Linked DNA regions of Mus musculus: region 2 is linked to region 1. Evidence: chromatin loops called from intact Hi-C (ENCODE). Cell type or tissue: left cerebral cortex. All regions are shown on one strand. Links, peaks and the distances in the headings refer to the core of each region. The heading gives the core; the rest is flanking DNA. Region 1 overlaps Lin52 (lin-52 homolog (C. elegans)). Region 2 holds the start of LOC115487945 (a long non-coding RNA gene).

Region 1 (9,228 bases), core at 353-8,352:
ACTCCTTGCTCTTGTTTCTAGCATTAGATTATAAATGCTGCAATCATCTTAATAATCAATGCCTTATCTGTGCCATTTTTAGTGCAGTAAACTTTATGATTGTCATATCAAGAAGATGCTGCTACCAAACATTTTTTAGCTGCACCATTTCTAGCTAGTTGTAGCTGCAGTCGCTGCATCCTGTCTAATCATCTGCTGAGAAAAATATTTTCCCACTTTTTATTATAGAAAAAAGTTAAACAGACTAAAGGAGAGAACAGGATAGTAAGGTCATGTCTGTGACACAGTTTCTGTAATCAGCTTATGTCCAGTTCGGCATCCCTTATATAAGTAACCTCTCATAGTATTACAGTCATTCTAAAGCAGGCCCACTGCCTGCATCACCACTAGTGCCAAAGGGCTTCATTTGTATTTCTAAAAGATAAGACTTTAAAAACATCATAACCACATTTCCATTGTTACTTTTTAAGGGAGTCTTACAGGCCAGGCATGATGGTGCACATCTGCAATCCAACACTTAGAAGTCTGAGGCAGAAAGATTGTGAGTTTGAGGCCAGTCCTCTGGGCCATATAGTGAGTTCCAGACCAGCCTGGGCTATCTTGGCAACCCTTCTAGATAGAAGGGATAGGGAGGAGGTGTCTAACCATGTTGCTTAGGATTCTCTCAAACTCATGGTCTCAACATCCCAAGTAGTTGTACTACAGACCTGTACCACCATGTCTGGCTTATGCCTAAAAAGTTCTAACAAGCTACTCAATATCTTAAACTACCCAGCCATGGTTCATATTTCCCTGGTTAAATTACAAATGACTATACATACAGTTGGTTTCCTTTAGTCATGATCTACATAAGGGTTATAAGCTATATTTAATTGATATTCTCTTTTAGTCTGCTATCTAGTTTGACCTTTTATATCTTTTTCTTGCTATTTGCTAAATTTAGTGACTTGCTCTAGAATTTGCCATATTCTGTATTTTGTTGATTATATCCTTGAAGATGTACTTATGATTGTATACATGACTATCTTTTTATTTCATGGAGGTTAGATTTGGAAGTTTGCATTGATACAGGTTTCATTTTTTATTTTAATTTTGGCAGGAATATTTTTTAGGTGGTGTGTCTAAGGATATTGTCTGCTCATCTCTTTTCAGTTAACACTAGGATCGGGAGTTGATGAAGGTATTGCCAGCCTGTCTACTCTCCATTATTAGCCTTTACCCACAGTAGCAGCTCTTGGTTACTGTCTAGTTCCATGATTTCAGTGAAGGTTGTAAGACTGTGATAATCTTATTCTGTCATCCCTTCTTTTTTTAATATTTTTAAAGATTCATTTATTTATTATATGTAAGTACACTGTAGCTGTCTTCAGACAATCCAGAAGAGGGAGTCAGATCTTGTTATGAGTGGTTGCTGGGATTTGAACTCCGAACCTTCAGAAGAGCAGTCCGGTGCTCTTACCCACTGAGCCATCTCACCAGCCCCTTCATCCCTTCTTATTATTCTGAACTTTCTTATAAAGAAGTGATCAACCATTTGAAGTCCTCAAAAGTCGTTCCCATTAGAACAGAAAAATAAATGGCTTGTTTTACTTACTAGTTCTCAGAATAATGAGTTTGTTCACAAGCATCAGTGAAGTCTATCTTATTGGATTCCCACAGCATAAAAACCCACAATTAAAGCATTATTACTATTAACTGTTCTTAATATAATTTTAAATTTTATAAATTTCATCATTTAAAATATATCCTGCAAATACTGGTACAAGCATTTAATCCCAGAATTTGGGAGGCAGAGGCAGGTGGATTGCTTTAAGTTCAAGGCCTGAAGAATTTCAGGACAGCCAGTGCTATGTAGAGAAACCCTGTCTCATAAAACAAAACAAAAACCTTACAAGTAAATAAAAATATTATACTCCAAAATTAACCAGACCCACAGACTGTACAAGTCAATAAATCTCTATACAGTTAGAATATGCATTTAGAATGGAAGCTGTGGAGCTTCACATTAAATTGTACACTTGCAATATCAATAGTTTATGCAGTGTTGTCTTTGGTGGTGGAAAAATGTTTTTAATTTTCCAATTAATTAATTAATTAATTAACTTTCTTGTCCACACATTTGTACCGCAGTCAGAGAACAACTTGGGAGAGCTGGTTCTCTCCATCAGTGTGGGCTCCAGGGAATTCACCTGAACTCATTAGGTTTGATGGTGTGTCTCTTACCCACTGAGTCATCCTTACTGCCATGGATTTGTGTTTCTAAGAACTGAAGACATTGGGACTAGGGTTAGTTGCAGTCAACTAAGTCATCTTAATCACTGAGACAGGATTTATCTTTGTAGCCTTGCCTAAACTAGAACTCAGTTTGTAGACCAGGCTGGCTTCAAACTCAGAAATATCAGCCCACCTCTGCCTCTCCAGCTCTGGGATCAAAGCAGCAAGCCACTCTGCGATGACTTTAATCACTGAATTTAAACTGAATAACAAAGACTGTTTTCCTGCCAGTGTAGGTAGGATAAACACAGCACAGACTCTTAAATTGCCTTTCAGTTCATAACTGAGCCTGTTTCCACGTCTGTAACTGTACTTTGTAATGCACTGCCATTTTCTTGACCATAGTGAATTTAGTTGAGGTAAGAAAATGCTTTAAGTTAGAAATGGAGAAGATTACATTGATACTGTATTTGACTTCTTGGATACAGTGTCTTTGTTTTAATGTGTAGAGTATTTGCATAAAAAACATCTTTTTTTTCCCCCTCTTAGATTCTTCATCTGCTCTAGGGGCTGTCCTTCATTTGACATCTTAATCGGGATTTCAGTGTCTTGAGTGTTCTCTCCTACATTAATTGAAAGGATGACAAGGGTGAAAAATAAGCAGTAGGAACTGATGGGTCCTGGGAACCACTGATACTGTTTCCATGCAAATATCTGCCCTGATGAAGATGATGAGATGAAAAATGCAAAAAATATTTAGCCTCAAAGCATAACTGTCAGTTCACAGTATCCTTAAGTGTTAGTACATGAATAACAAGAACCTTGTAGTGCTGATGATAACTAGATTGTATCTTTTGAAAGGTGAGCCTTACCCTACACTTTGATTTGATACATGGTTATCTGTCAGATAACCCTTTTGGAGTACAGGTTTTAGAATACAATAACTTCTTTGTGTAGATTCGTTTCATTTTTACGGTACTGTTGCCATTCTTGGGATGTGTTATATTTGTTTTAGCTCTTGGACTAAATGTAATTTTTTAAGATAACAGTCATTTTTGAGGCTGCCTTTGTATGTAGTCTAAATGCAGAAAGCATTTAGAAAGTTTGCAGTGTGTAAATGTTTGCTGGTGGAATAAAGGAATGGCCAGTTGTTGATACCCTGAGAGGAATGACACAGTTATCTAATGAAGCTCATTCCTTAAAACTCAAAGGATGAAAGCTTCTGAAAATTGTTCTAGTATTAAGTAATTGGTGTTTTAATGATGAGGAGTAGTGTTTGTAGATCTTGTGATACACACACACAGACACACACACACACAGACACACACACATACACACACACACACACAACACATTCATTATCTTAGTTAGAAATTTCACCACAGTGGTGAATAGAAGTGGTAAGAATAGATGTCCTTTTTGTCTTTCTGATCTTGGGCAGAAAGCATTTAGTATGGTGTTAAAGACTGGTGAGTTCATAGATAATTTTTAATCATGCATGTTCGTTTAGCAGTTTGAGTGAGATTGTTATTTGGCTAGATTCTTAGAGTTTTAAAAAGCAACATTTTATGTAAAAACAATAATTGAGACTTCATTTTGAACTTGCAAAGGATTTATTTCATTTTTAACTGCATATATGTGTGCATGCATGCTTCTGAGTGCCCAAGGAGGCCAGAAGCAGCCGCTGCCCCAGAACTGCTGTCACTGGTCATGGTGAGCCACCTGCTACGGGAACTGGAAACCAAATCATATCCTATACAAGTAATGTATGCTGAGTTCTTTACTACTGAGGTATCTGGCCAGCCCACATTTAAACCTGTTACTTCACTCAATTAATTACATTGTTGAAGTTTGTACCAATGTATGGTATAAAGTGGTTGTACCAAAGAAAAAACCAATGTTTCCAAACTCTTCTATTAGTACCCTGTGTGCATGTGTTTTTGAAAAGTAGCTAACTATATTGAGAAATTATTCTCCTCCTACATACTTTGCTTATGGGACAGGATATTGCTTTGTATAGCCAGACTGGCTTTGAACTCAAGGTAGTTTTCCTACTTCCGCTTCCCAGGTATTAGGATTCAGAGGCATGGACCACAGTGTCTATCTAGCTCTAAGGACAGTTAGCCCTGTTGAATTCAAGTTTTAATCTGTGATTAAAGGAGGCTAACTGTGACTCTACACTCTAGGATTACTTCTTTGGTGTCAAGGTTTCTTGTCTGGCTTTTATAATATGACCTATTCAATACTGGCTGTACTGTGTCTGTGTCCTTGGTGAAAAGGAAAAAAAAAATCATCTCGTATCTCACCTCTAGATGGCAGCATAGGTCTTACAGTCCTTCTAAATCTGCCATACTGCTTGAACTGGGCTTTTGATTTAGGGAAAGCAGGTTTTAAAAAATTATTTGTTTGTTTGTTTGTTTGTTTATTTATTTATTTATTTATTTAATGTATATGAGTACACTGTAGCTGTGCAGATGGTTGTGAGCCATCATGTGGTTGCTGGGAATTGAACTCAGGACTTTTGCTCGCTCCGGCCCTGTTTGCTCTAGCCAGTAAAGCAGTTTTTGTGGGGTTTATCGGACTGTTTGTCTAACTTTTTCCTTTTTTTCTTTTTCTTTTCATTCATTCCTTTTTTTTCATTGCTCCATCTCATTTTTTAAAACTCATTTCCCTTTTGAAATAATGTATATTTTCGATGCTCAGAGTCCTTTAGTTTTTTTATTATCCAAAGTAGTATTTTGTACTGAATTGCAGAGGTTGGATCGTCAACATTCTAAAGGTGTGATTGTTCAGTTCCATTCTCATCCTTGGATAAAGGCTCTAAGAATGGGCTCGCCTGGGTGCCTCTCTTACTGTAGTCTGTAGTCTGTCTTGCAGTCTTAGACTCGGCTGTGTTATTCTGCACTATCAGGCAATGCCATGTTAAATGAAAACAAGAATTGATAAAATAAAAAATAAAAAATTGATAGAATAAACTTGGGCTAGTTGTCCTTAAGAAAAATTAAAGTATTTTAAAATAAGGTTTTTAAACATTAAGTCATTTTGAATGATCTGATGAAAGAAAGGAAGAAAGAAAGAAAGAGAGAGAAAAGAAGTCCCATTCAGCAGCTATTGATGTCACACAGGCTCTGGAGGGACATGAGGCTGAATAAAATACCATCACTTCACTGTGCACATTCAAATCTATGAGGGAGGGGAGAGGTGGTAAGTAATAACTCTTAATAGACCTTAGAGAGATGAGTTCTGTAAGAAAACAAAGAAGTCATTGTTTTGGAGAGAAGAGGGCAGTGTAAGCTGCTACAGGAAGAGCAAATATGCTTCCTTTTATGTCAGTATAAATTGATCAGTAAGGCCTGTCTAGAACCACTGAATTGAGGATTCTGATTTCTGAGAAGTCAGTTTAAAGGTTTATTTATTACATGTGAGTACACTATAGCTGTCTTCAGATGCTCCAGAAGAGGGCATCAGATCTCATTACAGATGGTTGTGAGCCACCATGTGGTTGCTGGGATTTGAACTCAGGACCTTTGGGAGAGCAGACAGTGCAAGGCTGAGCCATCTTTCCAGCTCCTAGAGAAGTCAGATACTCAGTTACTGATGTCTGCCCCAGGCAAGAAAAAGGAACATTGTAGCACTGTTTGAAACATTGAGAATAATAGACTCACTGGGTGGAGACGGTCCATACCTTTATGATTCTCTGGATTTTAGGCCAGCTTGGACTACAGAGCAAATTTCAGGACAGCCAGGACGACACAGAGAAGCTCTGAGTTTTGAGGTTTTTGGAGGGTGGGGGTAAGACTTGAGGAGATGGCTCAGTGGATAAGAGCACTTGTTGAATAAACATCCCCAGCTCCCACATAAAAAAACCAGGCTCAGCCATGTGTGTCTGTAACCCCAGTATTACGTTATAGGAACAGGAGATACTGGAATTCTCTGTTCCCTCAGTGGCCAGCGTCATGTTCCCTGCACACTGTGTGAAGAGAATAATAAAGTGGAGTATTGTAGCTGGTCTGTGCCACTTTGTGGGTTCTTCTCCCCCCGCCCATTTCTTCTCTAGCACTAGATAGGAGAGGGAGACTTTCGGAAGAGCAGTCAGTGCTTTTACCTGGTGAGCCATCTTGCCAGCCCCCGAAAGCACATTCTTATAATATCTCTGTGTTTTTAAAAAAAAAAAAAAAACAGAATCCCAGAATTCTTACTACAGAGAATGACAGAAGAGGACACCCAAAGCTATCTTGACTCTGCATGTGCACCTATGGGTGTACATACACACCACCAACAACCACCACCACAATGGAAATGAATTTTAAAGAACATGTAGAATCTTCATGGGTAGAAATGGAAGGGAACATAGGTGGTTTGAATATTAGGAGTTAAGTAGAGTTTTGGAAGCAACAACTGTATTGAATGGTGTGAGTGATAGAAGTGAGTTTCCAAGGACCCCAGATGGTAGAACTCAGGCTAGAACAGCATAAGATACAACCATAGCTTATCACTACGAGGTGACTGCTGTAAACATCTGATGTCTCTTGGCTCCTTTTATTCCCTTTATTCATGGATTTATACTTGCCCATATAGATACACAGGGGCACCTGCTTAGGTTTTTTGTTTGTTTGTATCATTGTTTTGGTTTGTTTGTTTGTTTGTTTGTTTGTTTGTTTGAGACAGGGTTTCTCTGTGTATCCCTAGCTGTCCTGGAACTCACTCTGAAGAGGAGGCTGGGCTCGAACTCACAGAGATTTGCCTGCCTTTGCCTCCTAAGTGCTGGGATTAACGGCTTGAGCCACCTTAAGTTTATTTTCCTCTTCCTAAAATGTCTACCACTGAAGACTGTTTAATAGGACAGTCACACGCCTGTAGGAATCCCGGGTAATGTCAGACGGAATGGGTTTTGAGAGCCCAGAGGCAGGAAGTTGAGGATGGAGCTCTAAGGGACGTGAGAATGGAGGACAGCGCAGAGTGTATCTTCAAGCTCTGGGCAAGCATCTAGACTCACCTTAGGAGATGAGGTGAAGTTAGACTTCAGCATGCTAGGGCTTGGCTTGTTTTGTTTTGTTGAGGCAGTTTCATTGCAGCCGAGGCTGACCTCAAACTCGGGTGTACAGAGGAAGACCTTGAACTTAATTCTCCTGATGAAGACTGGGATCACTTGTGCGAGCCACCAGGCCCGCTTGGTTTATGTGATGCAGAGATTGAACTCAAGATCTTGTGCATGCTAGACAAATGATGCGCTAGGTGAGGCACATCCCAGACTCTCACACTGCTCAGGGTCTCATTAGTGACGGGGAAGTCAGAAAGGGAGATAAGATGCTTGATTAACACAGCAAAAGTCATCTAAATGTGAACTGACAGTAACTGGTACCAAAAAATTGCTGCATAGCTATCTTTGGATTGTATCTGCACCAATTTAGTTCATCTTAAGAATGAAGACTGCAATTTCTATGTGGTTAGAGAAAATGCATGGGCATCTCATCTCCCAGAAAGGCGCTTCCCACCTCTCCTTTCCTACTAACATCAGGAATTAGAATTTGTTTTCATTGTCTGTGATAGACAAAAACACCTGTGAAAGTAACCCCCATTTCCATGTATATTGATCATCTCTATAGTTAAGGCTGGAGAATCAAGAGAGCATAAATTCAGATCTGGACTTGGCAGTGTACATCTCTAATGACTCTAGGTGATAGGAGAGGCATCAGGAGTTGAAGGGCAGGCAGGCTTCGCTGGCTATTGACTTTCAGGTCAGCCTGTGACCGTGTCTTGCAAGGGAAAAAAGGGATACATTTAAATTATTATAACCTAAAAAATAAGTCCTGGGAACTTGATTCAAAGGTACTATAAAAATGGCTGATAAATCTTTTTTTTTTCAAATACCATTCAAAACTTAACATGATTTCTTTTGTTTCATGCATTACCATAACATCTCACCATACTCATTACTGTGGTGTTCCTGTTTAGATAATAATACAGTATAAACTCTAGGATCCCCACTTTGAAAGGATCAAGGTTATTTCTCATAATTAGAAATTGTCAATTTAGCTTTCAAGTATTTTGTTTAAAATGTATTAAGATAATGGGAAATAGAACATGCCGGTATTTCTCATTTTTCCCTTGGTTAACAAATTAGGATGCACAAATCCTTAAATTACCTTTAAGGCTTATAAGCATTCATATCTTTTATCCATTAGTCAAGTTATTTTATAAACCCAACATTGCATCTGAAATGGTTTTACTCACAAAGAGGATTTTGCCATAAAATGCTTCTGGTCTTTTACTCCCTTCTGATTTGGGGAGGAGGGGCAGGATAGAGGAGAGCAGACAGGGCATAAATCAATTAGGATAAGATTGCTTTCAAAGTATCATTTTGTATAATACTACAATATATGTTAGCCAAGAAGATGTATATTTAGAGTAAGTAGTGTGTGTATGTGATGAATCTCAATGATAACATTTGAATCCTGGGTTCAGACCCTAGTGCTGTAATCACAGAAAGACCAAATAGGTCCATGGAAATTAGAGGGATAACCAGGTAAACTGTTCTGTATTCTTAAAGGATAACACAGCCATTAAAAATAATGTAAATATCAGAGAACATCTACTGACAGAAAGTCCTCACATGTAAGGTCAGTTCTAAGCATAAAAAAGCAGAACATTGGTCAGTGAGGTGGCTCAGTGGATGGATAACTCTGCTTATTGTCTGATAACCTAAGTTTGGTCCCTGGAACCCACACAGTATAAGATAAGAAAGTGACCCTCTGACCTCCATATATGCAGGATGTCATTCATGTGCACATATACAAAACATAAATACAAGTATGCCTATACATGTGTGTGTGTGTGCGCGCGTACGTACAATTTTTTTTTTTTTTTTTTTTTTTGATTTTTCGAGACAGGGTTTCTCTGTGTAGCCCTGGCTGTCCTGGAACTCACTTTGTAGATCAGGCTGGCCTACAAACTCAGAAATCCGCCTGCCTCTGCCTCCCAAGTGCTGGGATTAAAGGCGTGCGCCACCACACC
Region 2 (9,228 bases), core at 851-8,850, 70 kb after region 1:
CTTCCCATGATGCCAAATCACCATGGCACAGCTTTTCCTCCTGGTAGTTTCTGAGCATCGATGTTATTCAGGTCACTACCCTGGAATGCATTTCCTGCTTTATTCTATGTCCCTGGTCCTTGCTCCATACCCCTCCACAGTGCTCCGGGTGCTTTTCCAGGTATGAGCTTGGTCAGGTTCTCATTCCCTTCTCAGGGCTTAACAGGCCCCACTGGGGCCTCAGCCTCCACCCTCAGAGAGCAGCCTGGCCTGACCAGCCTGAGGTCTCAGGTCAAATGAGGCTGAAGGTCACATCCTGGTGCCTTCCTGGATGCAGCCAAGCCTCAGGGACAGCGGCCTGAGCTCTTAACTCCACACAAAGGAACAGCAGGGAAGAATCAAGTTAGAAGAGTGATGAGCATGTGAGCCAGCCCAGAGCCAGAAATAGTCTACAGAATATGGGGTGGCTCAGAGGGAAGCAAACCCCAGAGCTCTTCATTCATCCTAGCCTCCTGCCCCATCTGCCACTGTTGCTTTGCCTCCACCTTTGAGTGAGTGAGAGAGAGAGAGTGTGTGTGTGTGTGTGTGTGTGTGTGTGTGTGTGTGCACGTGATCATGTCTGCCTGTGCATAGGTCAGAGAGCACTGTTGGATGTCTTTCTCCATTGCTTCTCCAAGCCTGAGGAATCTTGTCCCCACCTTCCTAGTGCTGAGACTGCAGGCATGCCCCGCTAGGCCTGGATTTTTACATGGGTCCTGGGACTCCAACTCAGGTCTCTGCAAGATGAGGTGTCTGGTGGAAAAGACAGGAAAGAAGCAGGAAGACTAGGCCTTGTCCTGAGACATAACAGCCAACCCCAACCTGGGGCATCAAGCCCCGACACCTGGGTAGGCTCTGGGGGATCCTGAGGAGGTTTGACCCATACATCAGTAGAAACAGATGACAAGATGAGAATAGTAAATCCTAAGGTGGCCACATCTGCTCCCCTCCTCTGCCAGAATGTGTTTACCAAAAAGGTCAAGTCACAAAGAGAGCAACATGGCGGACTTGTGTAGCTCTGAGTCCTGCCTGGCCATTACCATAGCTATGAGGCTTTCAGCCAGATGAGAGGGGTGGCTGGATCCGATGATCCCTCCAAAGGAAGAGGGGAGCACTCCAGAAGGGAGGATGGCTGAGGCAGTTGTGACTATGGGAGGACTGTAGTGCAGGCGACACTCTCCAATCTTACCAAAGATTGATGCAAATTGGTTTGGCTCTGACCCTGTCACACCAGGAAGGATAATGATTCCAGCACAGGCGGGGGGGGGGGGGGGGGGGGGCTGTGAGGATTGGTGGCTCACTTCATGTCTTCATTAATGATCTGAAAGACTGGGGTAAACAGCATGCTAATGAAACCTGCGGATGATTGGTGTTACCAACCCCAGAGAGGACAGGAAAATCGCACAGCAAGACCCAGAGAGCTTAGAAATATGGGCCGGCGATTGTCAAATGATTCGTCCTAGGAAAATGAAAGTAGACACGTCAAGGAGAAATGATGGAGGTGCCTCTGGGTGCGGGGAGGACTGCGAGCCTGTGAAGCAGAGATGGGTGGCAGGGTTGGAAGGTTAAGTAAGGGGACAAGAGTGCAGGAAACATGGAAGATCCAGCCTCGAGGACCCAGGGACAAACACAGCACCCGGGGCTAGGTGTGCCCAATTGTGCACCTGAAAGCCACACGGGTTCTACTTGTCCACTAGACAGTGTCAGCTCCTGGATCCTTCTACAAGGCTGGGTGTGACCAAGCCCTGACCTGACCTTACTTACACGTAAACCATCAAGGGGCTTGGGGGACTTAGGAGCCATTTTGACCCATTTGAAGAAACAATTTCAGATAGATAGATAGATAGATAGATAGATAGATAGATAGATAGATAGATAGATAGATAGATATAGAGATCATGGATAGAGAGGTAGAGATGGATAGAGAGATCATGGATATAGAGGTAGAGATGGATAGAGAGATGATGGTTAGAGAGATCTAGGTCTGCTTCCTGATCATATATAGTAAGCACTTGGGGTGGAGTTTGGTGTGACTGTCCTCTAGTTTTATTTCCTGAGCTATAATAGTCACTTTTCAATTAAATTATGTCCCCTTCCCCTTTGAGACAGCACGGTAGACCTGGCTGTTCTAGAATCCACAGATAGTGTGGAGACGGTTCAGCAGTTAAGAGCACTTGTTGCTCTTGCAGAGAACCCGAGTCCCGTTCCCTGCACCCACATCAGGAGGTACACAACTGCAGCTTCAACTGATCTGACACCCTCTCCTAGGCTCGGTGAGCACCCACATCCACTGCGTTCATTTACATAGACATGCACATGCACACACATAAATCTTGAGAGGTTTACGCCACCATACCCAGTCCACTCCCAGCCACGTTCTTTTCAGAGTAACAAATAAAATCCTGATGCCAGAGATTTGGAGCAATAAGTCTGCATGAAACTGTGATAACAATGAATTCACGTGCATTTGATGAAACCTCGGTCCAAAGGAATTCCCAGCCTGAGGCCTCAGAAGCCAACTTTCCATTGCAATCTGTTTGTAGGGGAAAATGGCTTCTTTCTTTCCTCCTCCTTCTCCCTTCTCCTCCTCTACTTCCTCCTCCTTCGTCTTTTTTTGAGATAAGGTCTTAAGTACTATATGCAAGACCCAAACTTTGTAGCAAAGGCTAATTGGAATTCCTGGTCCTTGACCCGAGCCTCTGGAGTGCTTAAGTTCCAGGTGTGCAGCATCCTGCCTCAGGCTTTGTGTATGTTAGGCGATCACTCTACAACTGATGCTGAATCATGGTACCTAACCGTCGCGTTTGCTGTAAACCCAGCAGCTTCCTAAGATGGTGGGCAATCCCTCAAATGGAATAATTGACTACACTACTTTAAACCCACATTCTCCTTTTTTTCTTTCCCCGCTTTGAGACAGGGTCATACTCTATAGCCCTGGCTGTCCTGGAACTCACTATTTATGTAGACCAGGCTGGCCTCAAACTCACAGAGATGTGCTGCCTCTGCCTCCTACATGCTTGGATTACACATTCTGCTTTTTGATGGGTTTGGGAGCCAGGCATGGTAATGCAAGCCTGTTCTAACCCTAAGAAGGCTGAGGCAGGAGGATGGTGAGATTGAGGCCAGCTTGGACTACATAGTGAGACCATATATCAAAAGGAAAATTTTAACCATCTAGAGACTGCCATATCCGGGGATCCATCCCATAATTAGCCTCCAAACGATGACACCATTGCATACACTAGCAAGATTGTGCCGATAGGACCCTGATAATAGCTGTCTCTAGTGAGACTATGCTGGGGCCTAGCAAACACATAAGTGGATGCTCACAGTCAGCTATTAGATGGATCACAGGGCCCCCAATGGAGGAGCTAGAGAAAGTATCCAAGGAGCTAAAGAGATCTGCAACCCTGTAGGTGCAACAACATTATGAACTAACCAGTACCCCGGAGCTCTTGACTCTAGCTGCATATGTATCAAAAGATGGCCTAGTAGGCCATCACTGGAAAGAGAGGCCCATTGGACACGCAAATTTTATATGCCTCAGTACAGGGGAACGCCAGGACCAAAAAGTGGGGATGGGTGGGTAGGGGAGTGGGGGGGGGGGGAGGGTATGGGGGACTTTTGGGATAGCATTGGAAATGTAATTGAGGAAAATACATAATTAAAAAAATATTAAAAAAAGGAAAATTTTAGTGCAACCATTGTTAATTCTACTTCTAGGTGTATGACCAATAGAAATAATTGTCCACCAGCAGACGCTGCAAGAATATTGGTAGTGCTGCCTTTAATCCCAGCACTAGGAGGCAGAGGCAGGTGGATCTCTGAGTTCAAGGCCAGCCTGGTCTACAAAGTGAGTTCCAGGACAGCCAGGGCTATACAGAGAAACACTGTCTCGGGGGCGGGGGGGGGGGGTATATTGGTAGCTACCTCATCCATGCAAAAGCAAAAAACAAAAAAACAAAACAAAAGTGTCAAGCAAAAAGAACAACTTTTCAAATCTTTTCTTGCATTTTTGTGTTGTGTGTGCGCCTGTGGTATGAAGAAGGGCACACACTAGGACTGTGCCTGATTGAAGTTCTGTAACAGTCTGCAGACATGCCCGCAGTCAGGGCAGCTGTGACTGGGGGTATTGTCTAGAGAGGACACAGGATCGGGGGGGGGGGGGGGGGGGGGCTTGAGTCTGAGGCTTACACCTTCCCTGAGCTGGGCATGAAGCCCTGTGAACCTGCCCGCCTGTGAGCTGTGCTTCGCACTGATGGGCTCTTGGATGCTCCAAAGGAAAATAGCAGCGAAACCTGCTGCTTTTCACTTTCAAATGACAGACCCGTAGGAAGCCTGGGGGCAATGCCACAGAGGATGTAAAAGCTCTCAGGTCCACCCTGAGCTTTGGAATGAGAAGAGAATGGTGATGTCCTTTTGCTGCTGCCTGTCACTCTTCCACAGCAACTGAGCCAGGCTAGCGAGCCTGTCTTGTGACTTGGCACTACACAGAGCCGCTCGCTAAACACCTAAAGGCCCACGCTTTATGCTTCTTGTGAGGGAGAAACACAATTGTGTTCAGCCCTTACTGAGAAGCCGGAGCAAAAATTGAATGTGTGTGACTGTTTTCCAGAGCCTGACATACCAAGGATACTTAGAGCACAGTCACTGAGTGAGCGGATGCCTGGATCCAGCCACCTAAAGAGGTGTGTAACTACTATGTCAAAGCCAAAATGCATGTGTGCGTGTGTGCATGTGTGTGTGTGTGTGATGCACCTGTGTGGTGTGTGTGTGTGCACACATGTATTCGTGGGTGAGGACCATCTCCAGTGTTGGCCTTTGCCTTCCACCTTGTTTGGACAGGGTCCCTTGCCGATCTCTGCAGCCTTTCTTTGCTCAGGGAGCGGGCCCAAAAGCATCTTGGGATTCTCCCATGTCCAGCTCCCGGGTGTGCTGGCAGTACAGGCGCACACTGCTGTGCCCAGCTCCCCATGGCTTCTGGGGCCGTAACCCAGATCCTGGAGCTTGTGGCACAGTCATTTTACCCACTGAGCCATCGTCTCTGTCTAAATGTGCTTTTTAGTTCCCAAGACAGCGACTCTCAGCCTGTGGGTCACAAACGACCCCCTGGGGTCAAATATCAGATATTTATGTTATAATTCATAACAGGAGCACACTTACAGTTATGAAATAGCCATGAAATAATTTTATGGTTGGAGGTCACCACACATGACATGTTCAAGGGTTGCAGCATCAAGAAGGTTGGGAACCACTGATCTAAGCCAGGAAGATGTTCCCTCCTAAGAAAACTAGGCATTCCAGATCTTTCCAGAACTCAGACTTGTGAGACTTCTATTCTGGGTTGGGAATTCCCTCAGATGGAAGTGAGGGACCACTGGCTGGTTTATCTCTTAAGCACATTTCTATGTTATCTGCACACTTGTAACCATTAGCCTCAGGTAGCTATTAAGTCTAAATTAAAAGTAAGTAAATATTTAAAAATTCAGCCCCAGCAGAAATACATGTGTCTGCCTACCATGAAGTGAGGAAGCCAAAAGGCAACGTTGTAAGATCCTGCTTCATGCTGTTTGGACTTAGACCTTCCAAACTGTGATCAAATAAAATCTCTCTCCCTTTCCATGTCTGTCTCTGTCTCCCCCTCCCTCCATCCCTCCCTCCTCTTTTTTTTTTTTTAATTTAAAGATGTCTATATGTCTGTATCTGGGTGATGATGCATGTGGATGTAATACCTGTAGTGGCCAGAAGAGGGCATCAGATCCCCAGGAGCTGGAGTACCTACATTGTGGGTGCTAAGAACCAAATTCACAGGGGGCTGGTGAGATGGCTCAGTGGGTTAGAGCACCCGACTGCTCTTCCGAAGGTGCAGAGTTCAAATCCCAGCAACCACATGGTGGCTCACAACCATCCGTAACAAGATCTGACCCCCTCTTCTGGAGTGTCTGAAGACAGCTACAATGTACTTACATATAATAAATAAACAGCTACAATGTACTTACATATAATAAATAAATAAATAACTCTGAAGACAGCTACAATGTACTTACATATAATAAATAAACAGCTACAATGTACTTACATATAATAAATAAATAAATAAATAAATAAAAAAAAGAACCAAATTCACAAGAGCAGTACGTACTTCTAACCACTGAACCACCTCTCCATCCTCTTAAAAAAAAAAAAAAAAAAAAAAGACCACATTTCAAGGGTTCAATGGCCACACGTGGCCAATGGCCACCATGTTTGTCTGTGTAGAAGAAGAAACCAAGTGTTCCCGCCCTTGTTCATGGCGCTACTCTGCCATTATAGCAGTATTGTTAGGGCTTATGGGGGGTGGGGGGGTTAATTGTAAACTGATTTTTGAAAAGGTGATAAGTACAAGCCAAAAATACGCCTCCCATTTCCTGTACCTCCATCCACTGAGCTACTTGTGGGAACTATACACTGTTATATACGTGGCTTTTCCCCCTATTTAATGCATTTTGGATCCTGCTCATATATATTCAATAGTAATATACTGTACTACGGGGAGGTACCATAACTTAGTCGCTGATGGACTTTTGGGTGATTTCCAGTCTTTCCAACTGGGATACGCAGGAAGGTTCTGCAGGCTGCGCTGTAATGAAATCCTTGCGCATACATGTAAATCCTCAGAGTGCGTTAATAGCAGGGAACTCTTGGGTCAAAAGCTACATATACATTGTAATATAGATCACTAAATTGCCCCCTAAAGAGGTTGCGACAAGAAGACCTGATCCCCACACCATCAAACACTCTTGTGCTGTGAATGCAAATGTCCACAGTGACACTAGTTCTCCAAGGGAGGGGCTTCCCATTGCCTCTGACAACCTGCCCTCTTAGACTATCTCCCAGTCACGTCTTCCCACTGCCAAGGATAGTGAACATTCTTTAGGTTTTACTCATTGTGTGTGTGTGTGTGTGAGAGAGAGTGAGTGTGTGTGATGTGTAAGTGAGCACAGGAAGATGTTTGCCACAGTGCAAGTGTGCAGGTGGGAGGGACCTTCCAGACTCAGTTCTCTCCTTCCACCCCGGTTCCAGGGATCAAGCTTGGGTCATCAAGTTTGCACCCACTGACCCATCCTGCCAGCCCAGTCAGTGACATTTAACTGGGTGCTTCCTAGGCCTTGCCTCTGTGTCCCATGAACTGTTCACAGTAACCAAATGAGGTAAGGTAGACATTGTTATCCTGTTTTACAAACGAGCCCCGGGCTTAGAGAGCATTTAGGTCAGTTGGAGTCTCCTAGCTCTAGGCAGAGCTGGGATTTAACCACAAGTCGGCCTCTCTTCAAAGCCTACCCCTAGTACCAACAGGCTCACCTGCTCCCCAGCCCCTTCTCACTATGTGAGCTTCGGGCTTCCCCATTCTCCTGCTAGGGTCCAGTTCTCTCTCGGGTCCATTTGCCCTTCATTCTTGTTCTCTCTCCTCCCTAGAGCCAGAGCAGACGTCTCCATTCGGGACTCCTTACTCTTCAGTACCAGTTCCCTCTACTCTTGATCTTGAGACTGCCCTACCTGAACCCCGGATCTGCCCAGCCCTCCCCTAGGTGATGCCTCAGACTTTGGGGTTGGAAGAGCTGGGGAGGGGAGCAACGGTTACCATCACCTGACCGTACCCAGCCAATTCACAAAGACAAGATGTCAAGTTAATGAGCCTGTAGGCTTCTAATTAGCTGTCAATTACCTCAAATTAATCAACTCCTCGCCTAATTAAGCATTATCGGCAGGTGGGCACAAAGCAGACCATTGTGTGGGAGCCATGAGAAAAGCTGGGCTGGCAAACTTGGTTAGGATCAGTGCTGTGCACCGCAACAGCCTCCCTACAGCTCTGAGCTAGCGGACAGCTAAGAGGCACCAAGGACCTCTCTCCCCACTACTGGGGTCTCCAGGACCTCCTGAGGAACTGAGTGAGTGGACAGGGAGATGTAGAGCTCAGAGTCCGGTGGGACTTTAGGGAAGTGGATCAGTAGGAATGGAGAGCCATGAAGAACCCTCAAGAGCAGCCCCTGACCCCTGAGATCCTGGGCAGGAGTGGAGCCAAGAGGAGGCCGGGAGTTGAGGCTCCCAGCGGATGTGAACTCTGTGGCACTGGAAATGACTTAGACTTCTTTGGGCTGCTTTTCCATTCTAAAAATTGAGAAGACTTTTTCAAGGCCTTCCCAGACCTCTGAGACTCTCCTTGGGAAGTGCCTGGTCCACACTAGTCAGTGTGTTCAGTGGTGTAACAGTGGAGGCGAGCCACACACAACTCAGCGGCTTCGCCTAAGAACTGCTCAGGGTATGGAGTCGGTACCTCTAGGCTCCTGACAGTCCCCAGCTTTCAGTACACCCCTGAAGACTGTGAATTGGTGCTCTACAACATGCCAGGTGCTGGAGGCTGAGGTATTCTGGCTACATCTGTGTCCCCATCTCTCTACACCTTTGGGTACCCAGGGCTCAGGTGTCCCTCTCCACTCACAAAGAGCCCTGATACAATACATGGCTCATCATATGAGTTAAACACCCATCTCCAACTAAAGAAGTGGAAGAAAGGGCCCTGTCCAACTTAGGTGGGAGGTGCAAGGCCTAAGGAGCCAGGCCTTAGGACAGACCTTGGGTACTGAGATTACATTTCTGATATGGTCCTGGCAGCTGAATACTTTTGACCCTGGGACAGGGTGAGCTTGGCTGCTGGGACTCCAGCACACCGAGTATGTTCACCATCTCCACCCTGGCACCTGACATCATCTTCCCTTGTGGGGCGATGGAGGCCACTTGTCTTTCACTTCTGTGGAAGCTTGGAGACGTTCCCTCATCCCTGGTATAAATCAGTCACCTAGCAAACATTTATTGTGCTTGCTGATCAAGGGTCACAGTGGAAAGGGAGGTGGCTGGGCAAACAGAATTGTTAATGTTGTGCCCTGGAGATGAAAGGGACAGTAGGCCCTTAGGAAGTGCCTACTGTGTGCTGGCAGGAATAGCATATAAAAAAAATTGGTGAATATATTATTTGTGTCCATAGGTATGTTTAATGGGTTGTTTATCAAGATAGATGCTGTGTTTACAGTATTTGTTTAGCCAGAGACTCAGTGTATAGTCTAGGCTGTCCTTGAACTCACAGTCCTCCTGTTCAGCCTCCTAAGCGCAAGGTTTACACACATGCCAGTACATATATACACGCATGCCAGTACACATATACATGCATGCCAG

What was found. Peaks named below come from ENCODE experiments on the same cell type or tissue, not always from the same donor. Only the 100,000 strongest peaks of a DNase experiment are listed, where the experiment ranks them.
Region 2: it touches region 1 in a loop (2.1-fold over the local background); 5 of 42 quality-filtered maps call a loop at or near these places.

What each region holds. Positions count from the first base shown.
Region 1 is chr12:84,464,383-84,473,610 of GRCm38, forward strand. All of the region lies in intron 5 of Lin52 (lin-52 homolog (C. elegans)), which reads left to right. Among named protein-coding and RNA genes, the nearest start is that of Lin52, 17 kb to the left of the region's middle. In left cerebral cortex, for the core only: a CTCF peak has its summit at 4,522 (motif pointing right); a DNase peak (open chromatin) is centred at 4,518.
Region 2 is chr12:84,533,974-84,543,201 of GRCm38, forward strand. It overlaps LOC115487945 (a long non-coding RNA gene), which reads left to right and starts at 4,201. Exons shown (of 2, transcript XR_003950097.1): 1 at 4,201-7,586. In left cerebral cortex, for the core only: a CTCF peak has its summit at 5,750 (motif pointing right); DNase peaks (open chromatin) are centred at 4,533 and 5,766.